Regions from separate parts of the Mus musculus genome. Here region 1 is linked to region 2. A link is a loop called in an ENCODE intact Hi-C map of the cell type or tissue named here. Cell type or tissue: heart. All regions are shown on one strand.

Region 1 (4,000 bases), 200 kb before region 2:
AACAAGAACAATAAACTTGAGTAAAATTCCACTAAATGTTCTGCATTTCTTTTGTCCACTCATCTGTTGGCATGGTCAGTATGTTCATGTCATATATCAATATCTGACACTCTGATTAATCTTTTTGTTAATTGTCCTTTGAAATTTTCATTAATCTGCTAACTGTCCTGCCAGAAAGGATTTTCTGTCTCTGGTTGGCACGGGGCAGTAAACTTAATATCCAGATCTGGTTTTCAGTTGTACTGTAAACATCCAATGATACTGAAAAACAAGAACAGGGAAGACAGCTTAGCTGGTAAAGTGCTGGCTGCCATTGGTGATGTGAGTTCGATTCCTAGAACCCATATAAAAAGACCAATGTAGCCTGTGCTTGTAACGGCGGAGCTGGCAAGGCGGGACGCTGATCTCTGGGTCTTCTTAGCCTTTTAGCCTCACCTATCTAGTAAGCTAGGTTCAGTGAGACACACTGCCCTAAAACAGGGTAGATGGTGCCTGAGGAACATACTCAAGGTTGACTTCTGACCTCCACACTTGCACCCGCGCGAGCCTGCACCTTCATACGCGGGTGCACCCCTCCCGCCCATGAGAAGATGACTATCTGAAAGATGGAAGATAGTGAGACGTGAGAAATAAGTCAAATCTCTGTGGGAGGAGCATGGAGGGGTGCAGCTCAACGGGGGGGGGGGCGGGGGGGCGGGGCGGGGGGAGACGGGGACGGGCGCGGGGGAGGAGGGCGGTTAGCATACAGAAGGACCTCAATGTGATCTCTGGCAGTTTTAAAAAAACAAAACAGGCTGAGGGGAGGAGGAGCACGTGCCTGTAATCTCAGCACTTCAGAGACAGAGGCAGGAGGATTGTCACTAGTTGCAGACTAGTGCTGGCTATGTACATAGTTCTAGGCTAGTCTGGGCACGTGAAACCTTGGTTTTATTTCTTTTATTTTTAAATCAGACCGAAACGAAACTAAAAGACACAGATCAAGTCAGGGCGGAGAGGTGGCTCAGTAGGTAAAGGCGCCAGTTACTAAGCCTGAAAATGAATTCAATTCTCAGGAAGAAATGACTCAGAATAGTTTTCTGACCTCAGCACAACGCTCCTTCTTAGATAGGTGGATGGACGGATGGATAGATAGATCGATAGATAGATAGATTAAAAATATAGATAAAATAGATAGATTAATCAAAGTGTAATTTAAAAAATCCAAAAAACAAAAAAGCTGAAGTCCATCGAAAGCATGAAACTGTCAAGAGTTAGCCGGGCAGTGGTGGCGCAACGCCTTTAATCCCAGCACTTGGGAGGCAGAGGCAGGCAGATTTCTGAGTTCGAGGCCAGCCTGGTCTACAGAGTGAGTTCCAGGATAGCCAGGGCTACACGGAGAAACCCTGTCTCGAAAAACCAAAAATAAATAAATAAATAAAATAAAAACCCAAAAAAAGAAAGAAACTGTCGAGAGTTAACCAGAGAGCAGGAAAGGCAGAGGGGTGTGGCGAACAAGAGGCGCGGCAAACCATGGGGGCGTGGCAAAGGGAGAGAAATTCTATGGGCTGGAGCTCAGCAAGCGAGGGGGCGTGACGAGGCGTGAGGAGGGCGGAGTTGACCGGAAGCGTGGGCGGAGTCCCAGGAAGTGACGCCCCCTACCGCTCGGCCGAGAGTTTAGCTGGGTGAGCGAGTGTTTGCGGGCGATGGAGAACGGAGCGGTCTACAGTCCCACCACCGAGGCGGCCCCGGGCACTGGCAGGGGTGCGCGCAGCGGCCTGGCCGCCTACTTCGTCCTGGGCAGGCTCCCTTGGCATCGGCGCATCCTCAAAGGCTTGCAGCTGGTGAGCCTACGGCGGCGGCCGGGACCTGTGGGCTGAGGGCTGGGGTGGATGCCTCGAGGCTGCCGCTCGCTCGGCCTCCTCGTTCGGGAAGCAGCCGTTTCCACACCCCAGTTCCTTCCCTTCCTACCCGGGAAGGAGGCGTTGCCGTCCACCGCCTACCCGTGGCCCGGCCTCAGCCTCTTAAACCCTTTTTCCCTTCTCTCAGCTAGAATTCTTTCATTATCGCCCAGAATGCTTGTGTTTCAGACAACGTAGTGCTTTCTGTTTATCTTTTCTGGCTTTTGCGGTTTTCCGGGTGCTGGCCCATTAGGGCAATATAACATGTCGGATAGTTTGTGTATGTGTTTAACTTGCACAGTGAGTTTGATCAAGGCAGAGAGAGTCGAAAGGGCATCTTTCTGCTTCATGTGTGCGGGTGAGAGAACCTGAACCTGCTTCTCTTTATTTCCGCCTAGGCGTGAAACTGTAGTCATCTTTGCTATTTAAATTATGATACTCCTGCTGTGTCTCAGCTGCCAATGGGTATTAAGGTTTTTCAAGAAGACACTTTTCGGAAAACCAAATTGTTTAGAATGTTTATGGGTTTTGTTTAGTTTTGTGAGCCATTTATGCTAAAAGTGGCCCACTGCCTTTCTTGGGAAGATTTAAAATTCTCAAAACGCCGATAATCAGAACTTACATTCTTGGAACTCAGTTGACCTACTTTCCTGAAGTAGAAAGCCAGCAGTTAGAAAACTGGCGCTGCTTTTAGGTGCCAGCTTGGGGATGAGAGGAAATCATTCAGAGACAAGTGATAAGTAGATCTGGTCTTGTGTAACCCCCTACATCCTCCTAAGATGTCTGCAGTGGACACCTTTAGGTTCCGCAGGCACCTGGGTTCCCCGTCTTTGCGCATTTGCAGAACCTGTTCCTTTAACCCAGATGGGTGTGGTTTTGCCCCCACCCTTCCACCTCCTTCTTTTCCTTCTCCCTCTCTCCCCTTGTTCCTCTCTTCCTCCCCCTCTCCTTTCCATTCCTTCTCTTCCACTCTTTTTTCACAGGGTCTCAAGTCTCATGTAGTCCAGTTAACTTTAGACTCACTAATGTAGAGGATGACCTTTGAACTCCTGATACTGCTGTCTCCACAGTGCTGGGATTACAGGTGTGCTCCACCGTGCGGTCTATGTGGTGCGGAGAATTGAACCCAGGGCCTTGTGCATGCGAGGCAAGTGCTCTGCCTACTGTGCTATAGCAACAGCTCCAGATTGTGTCTCTTTTGCGCTTCTCTTTTGCCCTTCTCTGCAGTAAACACATGTGTCTAATGGAACCTTTTGAACAGAGAAATTTCTGTTTGCTCCAAGGAAGTCATCTCTATTGGTCTTCTGCATGGGTGTGCAGAACAAAATCTCTTATTTTTAGTTGCTTTTATTTCTTTTTCTAATAAGAAATGCTAAAGCCGGAGTAAAAAATTCTCATTATTATAGTTCAGCAGGCCTTAGCTCTGTGTCTTCAGAATAGGACACAACCCGAAGTTTTGCTGGTGTTTTGCAGTTGAACCATAGAGATGAGTTTGCCTTGAAAAGGTCGTTAGCTGCTCTGTGTGTATTTGCCATCATGGGAATAGAGCAAAGCACTCTGTGAAATCCGTTTGTTATGGGGAACTTGTAATGCTAAAGCATGCTTTCTTTAAATACTTTACTCCCTATACACCCCACCTCCACCCCAGGCTGGCTGTTTTGAAACTCACTCTGTAGGCTAGGCCGGCTTTGAACTCAAGAGTTCTGCCTGCCTCTGCCTCCCAAGTGCTAGGATTAAAGGCTAGTACTACCACCACTGCCCACTTTTTCATTTTTATAGTTGCCGTTTTGTTCCTGCTTTTTCTGTTTTAATACAGTCTTACTTATTAACAATAAAAATATACTACAGGGTTACTAAAGAAAGTCCCAAGAAAGCTATAGATGAGGTCTGTTTGGCCAGGCTGAGGGCTGTAGGCAAGACTTCTCCTAGTCTTTAGTTGATTTAAAGCCTAATAGAATTGCAGAGCTCTGATAAGAAAACAAGGGTGTGGAGACACCAGAATCAGAAGCAGAGGCATAGTGTGTTAACAAGGAACCTTCAAGCCTCGGGAAGTGCATTTGCAGTGTTTGTATGTGATTCGGTTATTCTGGGCCCATGAATCTTATTAGCAGGTTTTCTAAGAC
Region 2 (4,000 bases):
TGTGTGTGTGTGTGTGTGTGTGTGTATGCACAAGTATGTGTATGCCTGCCTGCACACATGGTTCCAATGGATGGTCAAGACTCCTCTGGCCTCTCTGTCACCAGTCTAGTTGCCTCGCACCCCCAGCCCCAGTCCCCACATGGAGGACAAGAGTACCTTACCTAGCCTACCTTCACAATCACTGGTATCAATTGGCTTGGAGGAGGCACTTGGGCCTGAGAGGTAATGGCTACATCTTAGCTCTAAGTGACTGCATCTCTGTTTATATAAATATTCAAACCGCTGTGGTTGGGACCAGATATGGACGTAATGGCTGGCTCATGTTTGAAAATGAGCAAAAGGCTGAAGTCACATCAGGGGGCAAATCTGCCCTTTTCTAAGGAGCAACTCACCAAGACGAGCTGCAGAGGTGACCCTGGTGTAAGGGGTCTCTGGACCACATGCTGCAGACACGGGGAGGACAGGCAAATCTGAGTTCAAGTCTAGCCTGGTCTTCATAGTGAACTCTTGTCTCACAAAACCAAAGCAACAACCAACAAATCCCCCTGTCCTGCAACGTGGTGCGGCGTCCCTGTAATCTCAGCACTGGGGAAGTAGAGGGAAAAGGATCAAAAGTTCAAAGTTGGGCCGGGCAGTGGTGGCGCACGCCTTTAATCCCAGCACTTGGGAGGCAGAGGCAGGCGGGATTTCTGAGTTCAAGACCAGTTTGATCTACAGAGTGAATTCCAGGACAGCCAGGGCTATACTGAGAAACTGTCTGGAAAAAAAAAAGTTCAAAGTTGGGACTGGAGAAGTGACTCAGGAGGTTAAGAACACTGCTAATCTTCCAAAGGACATAGGTTTGATTCCCAGCACCCACATGGTGGCTCACAACTGTCTGTAACTCCAGCCAGGGGATCTGATGATTGCTTCTGGCCTCCAAGGGCTCCAGACATACATGTGATACACAGATATACATGCAGACAAAACACCCACCCCCACAAAATACATAAATTTCTTTTTAAAAGTTATATAAATAAAACTCTATGGGATATATTAAAATAGTTCTAAGTCATCCTTTATATTAAATTCATGGCCAGGCTGGGCTATAAAAGACCATTCCCCCCCCCAAAAGGGGGAAAAACCCACCCTGTTTAAAATGTAACCTGTAGGCTTATGCCAGACCCCAGTTCACAGTTTGTATCTTTGAATCTTATCTTCTAAGCCCTTATTTATCTCACACCTGAGTCATTTAGTAGTGAGTCCTGTTCCAGAAATGAGCACAGTACCCTAAAAATCAAGAGGGCAGGAACTCTAAGGAACACAGCACCCACCAGGGGCAAACACTGACATACGTACAATCCAGAATTGAACATTCCATCTCTACCCCAACTATTTTTTTGAGACAGGATTTCATTGTATTCTGGTTGGTCTAGAACTTACTCTGTAGCCCAGGTTAGCCTCTAATTGTAGTGTTCCTCCTGTCTCAGTTCCCCATGTACAGCAATTACAGTCAGAGCCATTCTGCCCCCTTCTGGTCCCTCCCTGGTGTTTTCAGTCTCCGGAAGTGGGGATCCTCTGTCTAGGACTGGAGTGACTCTGTACTGAAGGTGATGGTCCAAAGCCAGCAATGATCCCGTAATGGAGGCAGGCAGCCAGCCCAAACCTTCCAAACATTTCTCAATCGCTGTGCCACAGGCCAAGTTCTACTCGCTCCCTGAGCCCGATCGGACCAAGAATGCAGCCAAGTACATCAGAATGAAGATGCTTCAGGCTAGCAGCCAGGCCTCCATGAAAGGCCAGAGAAGTTCTCTTGACAGCCCTTGTTCCAGCTCAGTCTAGCGTGGCAGAGCTGGGCCACTTCTGCCTGCACCTGACAAACTGGCAGAAGGGCTGCCCTCTGTGGAGCTGCACGGAAGAGGAAAAGGCTGTCTGTGAACCTAGCACCAGGGGGTTGGAGGCCCGGGGAGGAGGAGTTCAAAACCAGCCTCAACTGAGACAAGGCCAACTTGGGCTAAATGGGACCCAGTCTCAAAACAACAACATAATGTGCATAGTGGGTGCTTGTCCAGTGGCAGAGCCAGCAAGGCAGCTGATGTTTCTTTCCAGTGACCTTGATGTTGTAAGTGGTAAAGCCAACTTGAAGGTCTCCGTAAGGCTCTGAAGGACAGGAGTCCTATTTGATAGGGCACAGAGCTTTCTGCTGTTGCCTCAGGTAACACACTAAAAGCACATAGTGGGGCAGCAGGTAGAATCCTGATGATCTGAGTTAGATCCCCAGAGTTTACAGAACTCCCGAAAGTTGTCCTCTGACACACAAACACACAAAAAAAAAAAAAAAAAGGGAATGGACTCTACGGGATATATTAAAATATATAGGGTGTGGTGGCACATGCCTTTAATCCCAGCACTCAGGAAGCAGAGGCTGGAAGATCTGTGAGTTCAAGGCCAGCCTGGTCTACATAGCAAGTACCAAGACCTAATCTCAAAAATGAAATAAAACAGGGGCTGGGGAGATGGCTCAGTGGTTAGGGGCACGTGTTGCTCTCCCAGAGATCCTCTTTCCCAGCACCTGCACGCACAGCGGTTCACACCCATCTGTAACTCAGTTCCAGGAAATTCTCTGCCCTCCTCTGAGCTCTGCAGGGACCAGGCACAAGCACTTACAGATATACACAGGCAAAAACTCATATCCATACAAATAAAAATTAAACAAACTGGGGCTGGAGAGAGGGCTCAGCCGGTAAGAGCACTGACTGCTCTTCCAGAGGTGCTGAGTTCAATTCCCAGCAACCACATGGTGGCTCACAACCATCTGTAATGGGAACTGATGCCCTCTTCTGGTGTGTCCGAAGACAGCTACAGTGTACTCATATATATAAAAGAACATTTAAAAAAAATCTTTAAAAAAAATAAACTGTAATAAAAATAAAAAGCATGACTTTAAATTTCTGATTCCTCTGTCTGCCCCGTCAAGGACTGGAATTCCAGGCAGGTGTTACTACAACTCTTGGCTTTTAAAACACATGGCAGAGCCAGGCACTGGTGGTACACGCCTTTAATCCCAGCACTTGGGAGGCAGAGGCAGGCAGATTTCTGAGTTCGAGGCCAGCCTGGTCTACAAAGTGAGTTCCAGGACAGCCAAGGCTAAGAGAAACCCTGCCTCAAAAAACCAAAACACATGGCAGTCTGGCTGGGAGTGGAGTTGCTTCCTAGAAGCAAGGCCCCAGGGTCTGATCTACAACAGCACCAGAGTATTAACTTAGCAACAGAGTAGTTTTACGTAATTTGAGTGTGGGTGATGTAAGGAGTCTCCTCCACGACAGAGCATTCATTATTACTCAAGAGGTTCGATCTCCATAACCAAAGGGGGGGGGGGGGAGTGGGCTGGGCAATGTGGCCCTTGCATCGTCTTTAATAGCAGCAATCAAATCTGAGAGTAGATCGCTTGGTCTACCCAGCAACTATCAGGCCAGAGCTAAAGTAAAACCTGCCTCAAAGAAAAAAAATTTTTTTATTTAGTATATGCCAGGCACCAGGTAAAGGACTGAGGCCAACGCAAGGGTAGAGGCCAGCAATAGGAGGCCGGGGAGAGGCCACCGGTCCAGCCAGCTAAGGTTTCCTCCAAAAGTCCTTTCAGAGCCAAGTTTTCAAAGACCAGTCAGGTGGCTCCGACGACTCCAGAACAGTACCGCTTCTAGCAGCCTGAACTGTGGTGTGCGTCAGACCACAGGAAAACAGAAGGGGACAGAAGCCACGAGAATGGCCTTCAACTGTTCCACCCCTGGGCCGCGGGAAAAGTCTGGAACGCACCATACTCTGCCTCCTTCTCACGGAGACCCCCAACTTCTCCTGCGTTAAGGGCCACCAAGGTATGCAAACTACTGGAGGAGCTTCAAAGCCCTCTAAGCACCAAGCACTTTACAAGTTAAGTCAGAAAATACAGCCCAGTGGTGACGCGAAGCTCTGCAAACACCTTTCCCTGGGACCCTCACGTCCCGGTTGGGGGCTTGTTTTCTCT

The links. Peaks named below come from ENCODE experiments on the same cell type or tissue, not always from the same donor. Only the 100,000 strongest peaks of a DNase experiment are listed, where the experiment ranks them.
Region 1: a loop joins it to region 2, with 2.4 times the contacts of the local background. A loop is called at or near these places in 2 of 42 quality-filtered maps.

What each region holds. Positions count from the first base shown.
Region 1 is chr9:114,729,554-114,733,553 of GRCm38, forward strand. It overlaps Cmtm6 (CKLF-like MARVEL transmembrane domain containing 6), which reads left to right and starts at 1,650. Exons shown (of 4, transcript NM_026036.3): 1 at 1,650-1,820. The coding sequence starts at 1,683. In heart, a CTCF peak has its summit at 1,645 (motif pointing left); DNase peaks (open chromatin) are centred at 628 and 1,598; H3K4me3 peaks cover 2,831 bases; H3K27ac peaks cover 1,904 bases.
Region 2 is chr9:114,929,148-114,933,147 of GRCm38, forward strand. The region is part of intron 1 of Gpd1l (glycerol-3-phosphate dehydrogenase 1-like); the gene reads right to left. Among named protein-coding and RNA genes, the nearest start is that of Gpd1l, 2.8 kb to the right of the region's middle. In heart, a CTCF peak has its summit at 1,504 (motif pointing left); a DNase peak (open chromatin) is centred at 1,684; H3K4me3 peaks cover 525 bases; H3K27ac peaks cover 347 bases.